Regions from separate parts of the Homo sapiens genome. Here region 2 is linked to region 1. A link is a loop called in an ENCODE intact Hi-C map of the cell type or tissue named here. Cell type or tissue: CD4-positive, alpha-beta T cell. All regions are shown on one strand. Links, peaks and the distances in the headings refer to the core of each region. The heading gives the core; the rest is flanking DNA.

What was found. Peaks named below come from ENCODE experiments on the same cell type or tissue, not always from the same donor. Only the 100,000 strongest peaks of a DNase experiment are listed, where the experiment ranks them.
Region 2: a loop joins it to region 1, with 2.6 times the contacts of the local background. A loop is called at or near these places in 2 of 110 quality-filtered maps.

What each region holds. Positions count from the first base shown.
Region 1 is chr3:7,875,681-7,878,597 of GRCh38, forward strand. No RefSeq gene overlaps it. Among named protein-coding and RNA genes, the nearest start is that of GRM7-AS1, 340 kb to the left of the region's middle. In CD4-positive, alpha-beta T cell, for the core only: no CTCF peak of the experiment used is centred there; a DNase peak (open chromatin) is centred at 1,321; H3K27ac peaks cover 370 bases.
Region 2 is chr3:8,356,106-8,359,022 of GRCh38, forward strand. The region is part of intron 3 of LMCD1-AS1 (LMCD1 antisense RNA 1); the gene reads right to left. Among named protein-coding and RNA genes, the nearest start is that of LMCD1-AS1, 140 kb to the right of the region's middle. In CD4-positive, alpha-beta T cell, for the core only: no CTCF peak of the experiment used is centred there; a DNase peak (open chromatin) is centred at 1,286; H3K27ac peaks cover 1,946 bases.

The sequences.
Region 1 (2,917 bases), core at 104-2,603:
TAACTGATGAGCTAAAAAATTTCAAAAAATTGCAAACAAATTCAATGTTTTAAGAAAGTGTATGAATTTTTGTTGGGATGCATTCAAAGCCATCCTGGGCCACCGGTTGGACAAGCTTCTTATGAGCAAACACTCCACTATTTTATGTTAGGGAATTGAGTATCAGTGGATTTTGGTATTCACAGGTGGTCCTGGAGCCAGTCACCCAAGGTTGCTGAAGAATGATTGTATTTATTAAATACGCAAGGGAAAAAACATTATAGTAAAGAAACCTGGCAAACACTACCTTAAGTGATTAGAGTGAATATCATTATTGATGAGTCACATTGAAATCATGCACTCCCTGATAAGATGCAAGAAGAATGTGGAGTCATTTGTGTGATATTCCTGCCAAACAGGCATAGCCTGAATTCAATCATGAAATAAACATCAGATAAACTTGAAGGACTTTCTTTAAAAAATAACTCTCCTACACTCTTCAAAAAGTTTCAAGGAAAGACTAGGAACTATTCCAAATTGAAAGAGCCTAAAATAATATGAAACTGTGGGCCAAATGTGACTCTTATTTATTCCTTTGGCTATAAAAGACATTGCTGGGATATTTGGCAAAACTTGAATGGCTGTTAGTAATGTAGTAATGTTAATTTCTTGATTTTGATGGTAATTCTATGATTATTCTATAAACAAAGAGAATGTTCATGGAGAATATAGGCTGAAATATTCAACATATTCCAGGAAACATCACATGTAGCTTATTCTCAGATGGTTCAAAAAATGTGGTTTTCTTTTCATTTTTCTCTTAAATTGCACTTATTTCAAAAAATAAAGATTCATAAATCCTATCACTTTTGTAGAAATAAATCACATGGAACTTGAAAGAAAACAATGTTTAAGCAGTAAATTTGTGATATGTGGGTATTTAAGAACAGGGTACTTGTTATGAAGATGCATGGGGTGGTGGGTGAACAAATGACAAAAAATAGATTGTTTAAGAAGTCTGTATTAGTCTGTTTTCACACTGCTATAAGTGACCTGAGACTGGGTCATTTATAAAGAAAAGAGATTTAATTGACTCACAGTTCCGCTTGGCTAGAGGGACTTCCTGAAACTTACAATCATGGCAGAAGGCAAAGGAGAAGCAAGCATCTTCTTACATGGTGGCAGGAGAGAGAGAAAGCAAGCGGGGAAGTGCCACACTTTGAAACTATCAGATCTCATGAGAAGTCATTCACTGTCATGATAACAGCACGAGGCAAATCCACCCCCATCATCTAATCACCTCCCACCAGGTCCCTCCCTCAACATGTGGGGGATTACAATTTGAGATGAGATTTGGGTGGAAACATAGAACCAAACCACATCAAAGTCTCTTCACAAAATAGCAACAGGAAATTGTGTGGAGCCTGGGTATAGGGAGGAAGTTATTGAATCATGCCTTTCATCCTGTTTTAAGCTGATAGAGGGAGATGTCATTTAATTGCCTTGGGTTTATTTACACAAGAAAATGAAAGTGCCAATAGTAACCTGTGAAAAATGCCAGAACTCAGGGTTGGTTATATATGACTAGTTGAGGGGTTTTCTAATCACAAATGTCTAAGTCTAATGCTCAAACACAGCAAGATAATTTATCAGTTATTCAGAAAGAGTATGGAAAAATAGTGGTGAAATAGACAAACAGCCCATTTTTATTTTTACATCTAATTGTTCTCCCTTCATGGAGTTTACCTTAAAATAATTTGTTAATAATGCTGAGAGCTGTTATTTCTATCTGTAAACAGCTTACTAGGGATAGGTCATTTCTATGAAGTTTGGAAAGGAAGGGCTGGGCATAGTGACTCATACCTGCAGTCCCGGTACTTTGGGAGGCCGAGGTCGGGAGATCTCTTGAGCTCAGAAGTTCAAGACCATCCTGGGAAACATGGCAAAACCCCGTCTCTACTAAAACTACAAAAATTAGCTGGGTGTGGTGGTGCACACCTGTATTCCCAGCTACTCAAGAACACTGAGGTGGGAGAATCGTTTGAACCCAGGAGGTAGAGGCTGCAGTGAGCTGAGATTGTACCACTGCACCCCAGCCTGGGTGACAGTCTGACTTCATCTCATAAAAGAAAAAAAAATTAAAAAAAAAGAAAGAAAGAAAAAATTGGGAAGGAGAAAGATGAGGTGGGGGTTAGGCCAAGGTGGTGAACTAGAAGCAGTTATGTATGCCACTCTCACAGAGAAGAAACAAGAGGGCTGGCGAACATTGGCCCTGCAAGGCCAGTCATCTGAGAAACTACATCGGGTTCCATCAAGGCAGCAGGGGAACAGAGAGAGCAGAGAGGAGTGAGGCTGGAAACCAGCTTGTATTAGTTTAGTGCAGAGCTGGGAGTACCTCTCAAAAGCAGGAAAGGGTGAGTGAATGAACTCTCCACAGGGACCTGTCTGGGAACCTCTCCTGGGAATGAGAGATTCCCCCTATCCCTCCTGCAGCCTTCCTTCTAGACTGGGGTAGAGAGCCATCTGGACATTCTGTGAGGGCAACTCTTAAGTTCAAGGAAATCTCTACAAGCCTTGGGCCCCAGAGTAGACCAGCACTGGCAACACAGCCTCACTAGAGTCTGTAATCATAGTGCCTGGGAACAACAGGATTGCTCCACCCCATTCCCTTACCAGAAAAGATTGGTGCCAGCTTCCAGCCCAGCTGTCCTACTTTGGCCTGAACTCAGCTGGCAGCCACAGGCTCCTGTTGTCCCAGGAAGTTCCTGGGTGGCAAGGTAGGAGACCCCTACACACTGGTAGCCAGGCAGGCAAAACTTGCCAGAACTTCTAGCCTAATGGTACCGCTGCTGTGTGGATTCTGCCAGATGATACATTTATCCGGTGGCTCTGAGAAATGCTCAGATAGCAGGGTGGGTGAGGCCACCTACCCCTGCCA
Region 2 (2,917 bases), core at 157-2,656, 480 kb after region 1:
ATGCTGCATTCCTGCTACAAAGGCAGAGTTGAGTAGTTGTAAGGGAAACTTTATGGCCTGTGATCAACTTGATTGGATTAAAGGATGCAAAGTATTGTTCCTGGGTGTGTCTGTGAGGGTGTTGCCACAGGAGATTAACATTTGAGTCAGTGGACTGGGAGAGGCAGATCCACCCTCAATCTAGGTGGGCACAATCTAATCAGCTGGCAGCTGGGCCAGAATAAAAGCAGGCAGAAGAACATGGAAGAAATAGACTGGCTGAGTCTTCCAGCCTACATCTTTCTCCCATGCTGGATGCTTCCTGCCCTCAAACATTGGACTCTAAGTTCTTTAGCTTTTGGACTCTTGGTCCTTTGACCACAGACTGAACTATACCACTGTCGGCTTCCCTGCTCTTGAGGTTTTGGGACTGGCTTTCTTGTTCCCCAGCTTGCAGGCGGCCTGTTATGGGACTTCACCTTGTGATCGTGTGAATCAATACTCCTTAATAAACTCCCTTTCATATATACATCTATCCTATTAGTCCTGTACCTCTAGAAAACTCTAATACAGCCTGCAAGTTCTAAAACATTTATTATCTAACCCTTTCAGAGAAATTGTGCCCATCCCTGGGTCAAAGCCAGATCTCCAGAGCTGGCATGCCTGGGTTCACAGCCAGCTTTGAGATATCGTGGACCACATTCCTCTCTGGCATGGACTTTCCTCCCTGGAACATCCATCCAGGGGTGTCCATTGACTGCAGTTGCTCCCAGTTCTCATGCTTTAGAGAACATCAGTGCTTTTCCCATCTCAACCTGAGAAAGGAATAACAGGGTGGTCACAGGACAGTCATGAGGGAACAACTAAGGCAAGGCAGCCATTAAAGACTCACATGAGGCTGGGCGTGGTAGCTCATGCCTGTAATCCCAGCACTTTGGGAGGCCGAGGCGGGCGGGTCACTTGAGGTCAGGAGTTCATGATCAGCCTGGCCAACATGGTGTAACCCCACCTCACCTCTACTAAAAATACAAAAACTATCTGGGCATGGTGGCGGGCACCTGTAATCCCAGCTACTTAGGGGGCTGAGGCAAGAAAATTGCTTGAACACCCAAGGAGGCAGAGGTTGCAGTGAGCCAAGACTGTGACACTGCACTCCAGCCTGGGTGACAGAGCAAGACTCTGTCTCAAAAAAAAAAAAAAAAAAGACTCACATGACTGGTGAGGAAGGAACTGTTAAAACCAACTGCAGCTGTAGCAGCAAGGGGCTGATAAGTCCCTGACAAACAGGATGTGGGCAAAAGCTGGTTAAAACAGGCCAAATCCAAACCCAACATGGCACTAGATTTGACCCAGTTTTCACCTAGAACATAATTATACGGTCATTAGCATGCTAAATCACACACCCATGGGCACCATGACAGTTCTGAATATGCCCAGGTTTGGTATAACAATGCATGACACTTCATTTCAGGGAAATCCCCGTCCCTTCTATAGAATCTAATGAATACCACCCTCTAATTAAAGAAAACCCATAATAAAGGAAAGTTCATACCCTGTGGGGCACTCTTCTCTTGAGTGCGTACTTTTGCTTTGCAATAAAAGCTCTTATATTCTCGCTACTCTCTGACTCATCCTTAAATTCTTCCAATGGTGTCAAGAGCCTGAACATTCCCTAGGGTTGAGGTCCTGCTGCTGTCCAGGGATCTCCCCTCACTGGCTGGCATCAAACCCACCATAAAAGCCATTGCTGAGGCCTCAGGGGCAGCATATCCTCACGCATCTCCAGGCTACCCACCCAACCTATGCCTGTGTGTTTCCCTGTCCTCACTGGGACACTTGCCTTCGTGATTTGAGGACATTTGATTAACCCAGTCTAAGGGCTGAAAATAACTTTTCTTCCTTGAAAACAACTGCTGTACTTTGGATTCCCCAAGAAGCAGTCCCTGAGACAAGATTGGAATGATTGAAATGTAAGTAGTTTATTTGGGAGTAATCTCAGAAGATACGGGAAAGTGAGGGGGAGGTAAAGCAGAGAACGGAAGAAAACCATTTGGTGTGTGATTGAGCAAGTTGGAACGATGGGAAACTGGAGCTTAATTCTGATGAATCTTTGGAAGTCAGTGTTAGATCACGTCTCCAAGTCATCCCGATTGGAGGTGAACAAGAGCCCTCTGGAGGCTCTATCCACCAATTCCAGTCCATCATTGGTTGAGGAAAGCTCACAAAGGTGTTCGTTATCTGGCCCTCCCAGCCCACCAGGCATCTTGCTCCAGCAGTCAAGAGAGAACCCTGGATGGAGATGTAGAAATGGCAATTGGTAGTCAGGCCAGAGTGCACTCAAATGGTAAAGAGGCCAGGGGATATGGGTACCTACAGGATCCAATACCACACTGTGTCAAATAAAGCACCCTCAAAGGAAAGAGGGGATAGAATCAGAGTTAGGGAATATTGAGATTTTACATAGAAATGTAAATACCTTGTTAAAGCTGCCATGTTGCTGTTAGAATACAATTGCCTCAACCAAAGGCAACTGAAAGTGTTTGAATTTGGAATACAGAGTATTTATTCTTCTGATAGAATTGCTCTGGGATGTTTAAAGTAAGAGCAGCTCTCTACCTTCGAAGTTTATTAATGTTACTAGGCTGTCAATCAAGCTGTTTTCATTTCTTTTGTCCCAGATGAAAATGTTCTGCTTTCTCTGCACTTAAGACATATCATTTCTCCTCACTAGTACTGCAGAGAAAACTGTCCTTGTAATGCCATATCAAGTTTTTCATACTTTTGTTTTCTTTCATGTAAACATGGTTGACACTTTTAAGTTAGTTTGATCTATATTTTATAAGGCATCAAGTCAGAGACAAAGATATTTTTAACGTTAAGCCATTTCAAATTTACTCATTTTGCTGCCATTGGTTCATGCACTCATTCAATCAACAAC